2 separate regions of the Homo sapiens genome follow, and region 2 is linked to region 1. A link is an interaction called in ENCODE POLR2A ChIA-PET data of the cell type or tissue named here. Cell type or tissue: MCF 10A. All regions are shown on one strand. Links, peaks and the distances in the headings refer to the core of each region. The heading gives the core; the rest is flanking DNA. Region 1 overlaps TAMM41 (TAM41 mitochondrial translocator assembly and maintenance homolog). Region 2 has its middle 82 kb from the start of TAMM41.

The links. Peaks named below come from ENCODE experiments on the same cell type or tissue, not always from the same donor. Only the 100,000 strongest peaks of a DNase experiment are listed, where the experiment ranks them.
Region 2: POLR2A ChIA-PET joins it to region 1 with 5 read pairs; 5 of 35 experiments call an interaction of 5 or more read pairs at or near these places.

Annotation. Positions count from the first base shown.
Region 1 is chr3:11,814,984-11,820,367 of GRCh38, reverse strand. TAMM41 (TAM41 mitochondrial translocator assembly and maintenance homolog) reads left to right here. Exons shown (of 8, transcript NM_001284401.2): 5 at 3,031-3,176. Among named protein-coding and RNA genes, the nearest start is that of TAMM41, 29 kb to the left of the region's middle. In MCF 10A, for the core only: no CTCF peak of the experiment used is centred there; DNase peaks (open chromatin) are centred at 1,047 and 2,187.
Region 2 is chr3:11,761,962-11,767,345 of GRCh38, reverse strand. It overlaps a transcript of TAMM41 not described here. Among named protein-coding and RNA genes, the nearest start is that of TAMM41, 82 kb to the left of the region's middle. In MCF 10A, for the core only: no CTCF peak of the experiment used is centred there; a DNase peak (open chromatin) is centred at 2,075.

The DNA.
Region 1 (5,384 bases), core at 175-5,174:
TTCTCTCAGAAAGTGACTGTCTAAAATTGAGGAACTTTTTGTTTGTGGAATGTACAGAAAGAAGGAATGACACAAATATTTAGAATTCAACAGTTTTAGAAACTGATCTTTCACTTCAGGGCCAGCCTTGTTAGAGTCAGAATTTGATGACATTTCATCTCTTCAAAGATTAATGGAATCCATTTTTATACGTGTAAGGATTTACACAGTTGGAAGTTAACTCAGCCACCACTCCATTCACATTTGTCACGTCATCATCTGTGTATCCCATAAATGTGTTTTAAAATGCTAGAAAGTAATATGCCAGCATTATAGAAGTGAGGGAAATGGGGGGAAATTATAGAGTAAAATCATCACCTAAAATTTCACTACCCTAATACCGAGAGGCAGTTGGACCTGGGGCATGTTGTCTTTGCACGTCCATCTCCTCATCTGTAAAATTAAGAATAATAGTACTTATTTTATGGAGCTTTGCCATGACCAAATGAGATAGCAAATTAAAGCACACATGCAAAAACCCACAATAAATGTATTTTATTAGAGCAAAAATAAGCATTTTTATATAGTCTCTTTGTCTTGTTTTTCTCATTTTTTATGAAGTTTTTTTTGTTTTGGTATGCTTAAAAAAAAAATTACATAGAGACAGAGTCTCGCTATGTTGCCCAGGCTGGTCTCGAACTCCTGAGCTCAAACATTCCCCCGGCCTTGGCCTCACAAAGTGCTAGGACTATAGATGTGAGCCACCATGCCCAGCCTGTTATACTTTTGTATCTCTTTGTTTCTTACTGCATATTAAATGATCACTTTCCATCTTGTTGTGTGTGATTACTGTCTGTGATAGTAACCATATGCCATCATAGTGCATTCTTTCCCCTGTTGTTGGACATTTGGGATGCTTTCAGTATTATAAGTAGTGCTTCAGTGAGCAATTTTATATATGTAGTATATTTTTACTTCCTGGAAACCTTACGCAAGTTTCTTAATCACTGTCTTTGTTCCCTTGTGTATGAATGGGGATAGAATCCTATCTACCTGAGAGGAGAGCTGTGTGTATTAAATGAAGCAATACCACAACACACTTGGCACAGTGGCTGGTATTTACCAGATGCTCGGTAAACGTTACCTGTGTGTTTCTGTCTTACTCTGTGTTTCTGGCTTATTTCTTTAAGCTTGCTCCAGAGATGGGGTTTCTTGCTTCAGTGCTTTCCAGAAGAATTTTAGCAGTTTATGCAGTCAACAGCAATATGTGAAAGGACTGATTTCTCAACCTCCTCATTAGCAGTGATCCCAGGTTTTAACTATCTAACTCTCTTTCCCTTCAAAATAATAGTGACAAAAACAAGTTCATCCATATTTGAGCAGATTTTTAGGACTGGGACTCGCTTCTGCTCACTCACCTGAACAGTCAGACCCCCTGTACACCAAGATCGGGTTCCAGAGGCTCTTTAGAAGTCTTTTTTTTTTTTTTTTGAGATGGAGTCTTGCTTCATCACCCAGGCTGGAGTGCAGTGGCGCGATCTCGGCTCACTGCAAGCTCTGCCTCCTGGGTTCACGCCATTCTCCTGCGGCCCCCCCCCAAGTAGCTGGGACTACAGGCGCCTGCCACCACGTCTGGCTAATTTTTTTGTATTTTTTAGTAGAGACGGGATTTCACTGTGTTAGCCAGGATGGTCTGGATCTCCTGACCTCGTGATCCGCCTGCCTCGGCTTCCCAAAGTGCTGGGATTACAGGTGTGAGCCACCGCGCCCAGCCTGGAAGTCTGTTTTTCTAAGCTTGCAGTCCCCAGTTGCATTCCACCAAATTGTAGTGTAAGTTGGTCCTTTGAAGCTTAAAACCTAGCATATTTTATTCCTTACTCAATGAAGTACATATTGTTGGTCTTCCTTGTATTTTTACTTTTTCTAAAACAAGCCAACAGTTTGCACTAGGAAAATCCATTGTGGCAAATAATGACCTCTATGATCCCTTCCCCTCTCCAGAAAAAAGAAATTGGCGAGGGTAACCATATGTCCTGGTTTGCTCAGTTTATACTTGTCGTAGTGTGATTATTTATAGCGATCCCTTCACCCTCAGAAGTGACCTAGTTTGGATGATAAATTATATTGTCATCCTAGCCCCAGGGGATTCCTCAGCAGCTGGGTTATCTGCCTACACTTGCCACCTCTCTACTCCCCCTGACAATTTGCTCCCTCTCCAACAAAGGATTCAGCCACATTGCTTTCACCACGCTTGACTCAGAAGGTTCTGCGTGTGTCCAGCCTCTTGTGATTTCACATTAGCCCAGTAGGCATGCACTTAAGTGTGTCCACTTTCCCATTCCTTTCTCCTCCATCTTGCCGATGGTTGTCAGTGGCATTGGCAGGGCACTTTTCATTTGATTCAGAAATGCTTTTGTCTTTCAGAATTAGGTGTTTTTCAGCTCAATTCATCCCATAGGCAAATGTAACATTCCTCATTTCTCATCACTTGCAATTTAAAAAGTTATATCTGTTTTCAATTTCATCTTAAATGCAAACCTCCTCTTACAGAACTTTTAAGCCTTATTTTGCCTTTGTAAAATATGATAAGATTATATTCATCAAGTGCCTCAAAAGCCCTCATAAACAGACAGGTCAACGATGAGGAAGCAATGGCAAGGACAAGTCTACAGTGATGGTGCACAGCTCCTATCTCCTTCATTGGCCACAGGCAGAATTTGGCCCATAAGACAAGACTTTGTAGGTACAGAAGCTTCTGCATTGGAAAAGCTAAAACAAGTTAGCTACTCGCTTGTGATTACCTTGTGTAACTAGGTAACTATAATTTAACTGGCATAAAGGGCTTTGTGATTTGAGAGACCCTCTTTTCCTCCAAACAAGTGCTCACATTTCTTGGGGTAAAGTGTCCAGGTTTTGAGGAGGAAAAGCAAGTGTTCTGATGAGGGATCCTGCCAGAGTGAACCCGTGCGGTATCAGTGTGGGGAGCGTCGTTCATAGGTCGAGAGTGTGGATTCTTAATGGAAGATGTGTTTATCTCTTTGTTTTAACTAGGTGACTTTCGGATGGTGGTTGGAGAAGATAAAACAAAAGTGTTGAATATTGTGAAGCCCAATATAGCCCACTTTCGAGAGCTCTATGGCAGCATACTACAGGAAAATCCTCAAGTGGTGTATAAAAGCCAGCAAGGCTGGCTGGAGGTAACTGTATGTGGAAAATAGCTTGTATTGTTTCTAAGACAAAGGCTATTTGCAGGAAGAAAGTCAGGGGTAGAACAGCATGACTGGTGTGAGAACATTTATAGTTTAAAAAGTAAGTACTGTATGTAAACATAGGCTTCTGTGTATCTGGAATAATGCTAAAAGGTAACAGACTAGTAATAAGAGGCTGCCTTTGGAGAAGGGAACTAGGGGCAGAAGTGGGAGAGGGACTTGTTTTGACCATGTATATCTTTTTTGCCATTGGAAATTATTACCATGTCTATCAATTACCAATCAAAACAAGTGAAAATAAACTTTTAGATCACTCTCATTCCATCCCCAGACCCATTTAGCTCCCCAGAGGTAACTGTACTGACAGTTTGGTGTCTGGTTGTTGTTGTTTTTTTTTCTTTTTTTGGGGGGACAGGGTCTGACTCTGTTCCCAGGCTAGAGTGCAGTGGCACGATCTCGGCTTACTGCAGCCTCAACACCCCCCAGCCTGGGATCAAGCCATCCTCCCACCTCAGCCTCCTGAGTAGCTGGGACTACAGGTGCATGCCACCACACCTGGCCAATTTTTGTATTTTTTTTGTAGAGACAGGGTTTTGCCATGTTGCACAGGCTGGTCTCAAACTCTTGAGCTCAAGCAGTCTGCCCGCCCCAGCGTCCAAAAGTACTGGGATTATAGGGATGAGCCACTGCACCCAGCCTGCTGTCTGTTCTTCCAGATCTTTTCACGTGTACTTTTGTATATGTTTGTATGCATATAGGAAGAGGTTTGGTTTTGTTATACATTAATGGGCTCATACATATTCAAAATTCTCTTCTTTCCCCACTTGTTTTGTTTATTATGTCTGGGAATTTTTCTTTTTGATATATCAAATAAAACTTTCTTATCAAGGTATTGTTTCAATTAATATTAAGTGTTTGTTTGAAAATAAAAACCAGGCCGGGCCAAAGGTTTTTTTTTTTTTCCTTTAATGTAAAGAACACTGTATTTTTCTTCATTTATGCTCTTCTCCATCCACATAGTAGGGGCAACTAACATTGTAATGAGTAATAGATTAATGGAATTTCTAGAGCTAAAAAGGGAATTTAAAAAAATAGGAATTATTTTAAAACAAGAAAAGAATAGAGAGTGACATATGAAATGCGAGAATACCCACCACTCAGTTTAACAGATTTTGCCACATTTGGTTCAGGTTGAGGTTTTTTGTTTTATGCATGTACATGATTTAAAAGCCAAATGATACCTCAAGTTTATAACAAAAAGAGCAGTTCCGTGCTGCATACGTTCCCACATTCTCAGCCCTGCTTACCAGAGGCAGCTGCTTTCGTCTCTATAGCTGATTCTTCTGATATTCACCTCCATGTTCTAAATAATATGCTTCGACTATTATTTCTTGATTTTTTTTCAATCTTACACTTTATTTTTGCCATCCTGGAAGAAGGGGATTTTTTTTACCGTCTTACACTACCCCATCAATTCTTATACCAATTACACACTCACACACATGCACTTAGCACACACATTCTCTTCCCCTTCTACCTCACGCCCTCATGCTTCACATAAAGTTACTTCATATTTTTTGTTAGCTTAATATTCAATGTTTATTTTATTGTGACAGCCTTTTCTTTATTGATGAGCTGTGGCATTATGAAGTTCCTTTTCCTGTACAACTTTGTTTCTCCTGGAGTTAATAGTTGTCTTATTTTTTCAGTTGCTTAGGTCAGTCATCCTCAAACTCTTGACAGATCCGTAAAACTCTTCCCATTATAGACAGATTTATTGGGTATTTTCTGTTTCTTGTTTCTCACAGGAATGTTTTTCCTGGAGCCCCCTGCCCTGTTCCTTTCTCAACTGGTTGTTTTCTAGCTCACTGCACAGCCGCACTCCTCCACCTTCCCTTCATTATCACCCTGAGAATTCCCTTTGCCTCCCCCGTGCTAGTTTTTGGTTTTGTGGGTCTTGCATTTTCCTCTTCCACGGTTTATACTCTGATATTAGTGAAGTTTGTCTTTTATTACCTTCTTAAAGGGTGTGAGGGAGGCAAGTTTTTGAGACTATATACCTCTGAAAATTCTACCCTCCCTTTGATAGATAGTATTGGCTAGATATCAAATTCTAGGGTGGAGATAATTTTCCTTCTTTATTTATGTCTGTTTTCCATTCATTATTCAGTCACTTGGTGGGCTCTTTCTTTCTTT
Region 2 (5,384 bases), core at 105-5,104, 53 kb after region 1:
TGTAATCCCAGCACTTTGGGAGGCTGAGGCGGGCAGATCACTTGAAGTCAGGAGTTCGAGACCAGCCTGGCCAATATGGTGAAACCCCGTCTCTACTAAAAACACAAAATTTAGCCAGGCATGGTGGCACGCGCCTGTAGTGCCAGCTACTCGGGAGGCTGAGGCACGAGAATTGCTTGAACCCAGAGGGCGGAGGTTGCAGTGAGCTGAGATCATGCCACTGCACTCCAGCCTGGGTGACATAGTGAGACTCTGTCCCAAAGAAAAAAAGATACTCTACATCAAATAAGAGCTAAAATCAGTGAATCTATCAATATCCTGGTTGGGAAATTGTATTAATATTACAGCATTGCAAAATGTTACCAGTGGGGGGAACTGGGTAAAGGTTACATGGGATCACTCTCTATCATTTATTACAACTGCATGTGAATCTACAGCGATCTCAAAATAAAAAACTTAATTTAAAAACATACTCTAGGTCGGATGCAGTGGCTCACACCTGTAATCCCACACTTTAGGAGGTCGAGGCAGAAAGGTCCCCTCAGGCCAGGAGTTTGAGACCAGCCTGGGCAACAAAGTGAGACCCTCATCTCTACAAAAAAGTAAAAAAAATTTGCCAGATGTAGTAGTGCACACACCTGGTCCCAGCTACAAGGGAGGCTGAGGCAGGAGAATTGCTTGAGCCCAGGAAGTCAAGGCTGCAGTGAGCCATTTGTACCCACAACACTCCAGCCTGAGTGACAGAGTGAAACTCTGTCTCAAAAAATAAAAATAAAAACATCTGGCCTGAAGAAAATAATAAAATAAAATAAATAAATAAAAATAAAAACATACTCTACCTCTTTTCTGTACTTCTCCTTCCAAAATAAGAATTTCCCAGCTAGGCACGGTGGCTCACACCTGTATTCCCAGCACTTTGGGAGGCCAAGATGGGCTGATTGATTGAGTCCAGAAGTTCAAGACCAGCCTGGGCAACATAGCAAGACCCCCGTCTCTACAAAAAAATACAGAAAATTCACCGAGCATGGTGGTGCATGCCTGTAGCCCCAGCTACCTGGGAGTCTGAGGTGGGAGGATCACCTGAGCCTGGGAGGTTGAGGCTGTAGTGAGCCGTGGTCCTCACTCCGCACTCCAGCCTGTGTAACATAGTTAGACCCTGTCTCAAAAAAAACCAACAACAAAAAAAGAATTTCCCAGCAGTAGCATGTCTGTATTCTTTAAATGATGTTGCTATTTGATGGCATTGTTTTATTTGTCAGGAATCCTAGGCCTACCCTGTGGACTCTATGAGTCTCTCAAGAGCTGACCAAAGTTTTGGATGGAGCAAAAATCTTTATTGACTCCAGGCTGGGTGTGGTTGCTCACGCCTGTAATCCCAGCACTTTAAAGGCTGAGGTGGGTGGATCACATGAGGCCAGGGGTTCGAGACCAGCCTGGCTAACATGGCGAAACCCAGTCTCTACTAAAAATAGAAAAATTAGCCGGGTGTGGTGGTACACATCTGTAATCCCAGCTACTCGGGAGACTGAAGCAGGAGACTCACTTGAACCTGGGAGGCAGAGCTTGCAGTGAGCTGAGATCACACCACTGCACTCCAGCCTGGGCGACAGAATGAGACTCCATCTCAAAAAAAAAAAAAAAATTTTGACTCCAGAAGGTGAAAAGATAATCATAATAACATCATTAACAAATGTTTAAATGTCTCTAAAATATGGTCTTATATCAAATAGCTGCAACTCAATTCTCATATGTCTGTATGTGTGTGTTATATGTACAGACTGCATATTTAATATGGGGTATCCTGAGGATTTGAAACTGGAAATGACCTGGTGTTGAATCCTGTCTTTACGCTTGTAGCTCTGTGGCTTTGGAGAAGTTTTCTTAACTTATTTGAGTCTCAATTTCATTATATATTAAAAGAACATCGTAGTATTTACTCCATAGTGTTGTTGTGGCAATTAAAATTACATGAATTCCTGATTCATGTGAAAGCTTAGTAAGTACCTGCCTCATAGTAAGAGCTCAGCTAGTGGTGGCGATTGTGATGATGAAATACCGAGGATGGCGGTGACGGGTATTTGTGGTTGACTGTCAGGGTGGTGGTAGTAAGAGCCTGGAACCCAGCAAGTCCCTGGGTCCACTTGATCATGGGTTTGTACTTAACCAGAGCCAGAGAAAAGGCTTATATTGTCAGTTCTTTTGGAGGAAAAACAGGAGGAAGAGAACAAAGGCTTGGTTTCATTGGAGGCTCAACTGAATGTTATTTTAAATGAAAGCTATAAAAACAGTGTGGGAAAACCACAGGAAAGGTGAGGCCAACTAAGGTTTGTATCGTGAGGTCAGCTGGTGGTTGACTGAGTCACAAAGCATTTTATACAAATCATGATCTGACAATGACTATTTTTCTGGCTAAAGCAGGAAAACTGAGTTTCAAAAACAATTGTAAAAATATGTGTGACTTGTGGTATTTTATATATGAAAAGGTTTGTATATAACTTACATCAAATTTGGTTATACATTTACCTAGCTGTCTTTATTGAAAAAGAGTAAGATGGGCCGGGTGCAGTGGCTCAAGCCTGTGATCCCAGCACTTTGGGAGACCGAGGCAGGCGGATCACAAGGTCAGGAGATCGAGACCATCCTGGCTAACACGGTGAAACCCCGTCTCTACTAAAAATACAAAAAATTAGCCAGGCGTGGTGGCGGGCACCTGTAGTCCCAGCTGCTCAGGAGGCTGAGGCAGGAGAATGGCGTGAACGTGGGAGGCGGAGCTTGCAGTGAGCCGAGATCGCGCCACTGAACTCCAGCCTGGGAGACAGAGCAAGACTCTGTCTCAAAAAAAAAAAAAAAAAAAAAAAAGAATAAGATTATGGGACATTGGGACCTTGCTGGTTACCCTGGGCCTTCAGGTTGTGTGGCCTTCGGGATAAAGGTCTGGGAGCTCTGCAAACATGTGTCAGGGTCTGGCACTTCACAAGCCACTGGGAACGCAAAGCAGTCCCTGACCCCAGGCACACACAGCATTGCACCTATAAAATTGAATAGAACAGGTCTGGGCGCCATGGCTCACACCTGTAATCCCAGCACTTTGGGAGGCTGAAGCAGGAGGATCACTTGAGCCCAGGACTTCAAAACCAGCCTAGGCAACATAGTGAGACCCTGTCTCTACAAAAAATTAGCCGGGCATGGTGGCGTGCACCTGTAGTCCAAGCTACTCGGGAGGCTGAGGTGGGAGGATCGCTTGAGCCTGGGAGGTAGAGCCTTCAGTGAGCTGAGATCACGCCACTTCACCCCAACCTGGGCGACAGAGTTAGACACTGTCTCAACAACAACCAAAAAAGTAACAAAACAAAAAGACAGAGAGACACGTAATAAATAAAAGTCAGTGACCTGCGAATGCTTTATATATTATTCAAAGATAATATTGAAACAAAAATGACTCTGAAGGTCACCTTCATGTTTCTGGCACTTGAAAATTAGTGTATAGCAGTGATGTATTAGGCAACAGAAGGCTTAGAAATGGAAAGAAAGATCTGGGTTTGGGTACAGGCTCCGCCCTTTATCCATTGTGTGACTTTCGCCAGGACACTTAACCTCTCTGCTTCAGTTTCATCATGTGTTAAAACATGAACGATAACACCCACGTAATTGGTTTGGTATGAAATTGAGATGAGTGTTATTGAAATATAAAGTAATATTATGGGAAATTACTGTGATTTTCTTAGTTGGAGGCTGCTTATAGATAACCCAGGATCACAGAATTGCATCATGTCGAGATGTGTTTGTTTTTCACATTTTAGGCCAAAATTAAAGAGAGAAGTAAAATTCCAGATCACTCCTTCAGACCACTGCATGAGCTTAATTTATCAATTTTCCCATCTTTTTTCTTTCAAAAGCTTTAAGGGACTGGGTGTGGTGGCTCACACCTGTAATCCCAGCACTTTGGGAGGCCAAGGTGGGAGGATCACTTGAGCCCACAAGTTCAAGACCAGCCTGGGCAAAATAGTAAGACCTCATCTCTACAAATAAATTTTTAAAAATCAACTGGGCATGGTGGCACATGCCTGTAGTACCAGCCACACAGTAGGCTGAGGCAAGAGGATCACTTGAGCCCAAGGGGTCAAGGCTGCAGTGAGCCATGATCAGGCCACTGCACTGCAGCATGGGTGACAGGTAGACCCTGTCTCAAAAAACAAAAAGGTGGAGGATGGCTTTAGGATTTCCAATTGGCAAAAGAGAAATCTGTGTCTACACTGGGAGGGCAAATGATTATCAAAATCAATTTCTTTTATTTATTTATTTTTTTTGAGACAGAGTTTCACTCTTGTTGCCCCGGCTAGAGTGCAGTGGTGCCATCTTGGCTTACTGCAACCTCCGCCTTCTGGGTTCAAGTGATTCCCCTGCATCCCCAGGCATCCGCCACTGCCCAGATAATTTTTTGTATTTTTAGAAGAGACGGGTTTTCACCATGTTGGCCAGGCTGGTCTCAAACTCCTGACCTCAGGTGATCCACCTGCCTTGGCCTCCCAAAGTGCTGGGATTACAGGAGTGAGCCAACGTACCCAGCCTCACAATCAATTTCTTAAAAGGTTGTACAGAAAGGGTCAGACCCATGAGAGAGAGAGTTCTTTGGCCATGATGTTTGTTATGGGCACAGGAAGGCCAGGATAGGGAGAGAGTCAGGAGTTCACTTACCTTGCATGTCTAAATAGAGGGATACTGTGCTAGATTTAGGGGGAATAAAAGGACAAGAGAATTATGATAAATCTAGAAGACAGTAGTGGGAGTCTAAGTTTAAGTTACTCAACAAATAATAACGGAGCACATATTTTATGCCAGAGCTTGTGCAAGGCACTCAGGATGGGAAGATGTAAATGGTTGTATTCATCCATCGGCATACTAGGTAAGAGGACTTGGTGTCAGTAGACTGAGGTTCAAATCCTGGCTCTGCCACTTGACCCATGGCTTTGGGGAACTGGTGGTGTCAGCAACGTAGACAGTTATAATTCCATGTAATAAGTGCACTAGCAAAGGTCTGTGCAGGCAGTGTGGGAGCTCAGGTCAAGATAATTTCTTAAGATTGTGCTTTGAGGGTTTCCCTTTTCCAAATATATGAAATGACAGATAAATGATAAAAAGAGACAGAAAAAAACCCACTATACTGAAACATGTAATACATATTTCTGCGGAGTAGTAACAAAGATACATGAGTGACGAATGGGCCTGCAGGGCTCTGGGTGGAGAAGCAGGAATTGGGTTTTTACTCAGTGACAGGCATGGCAAGGGCACCAAGCAAAGTGCAAGAACAACTCAGACCTCCTGCTTCAAATTGGGGCCTGGGGAAGGGTCTCTTTTTTCTTTTTTTCTTTTCTTTCTTTCTTTTT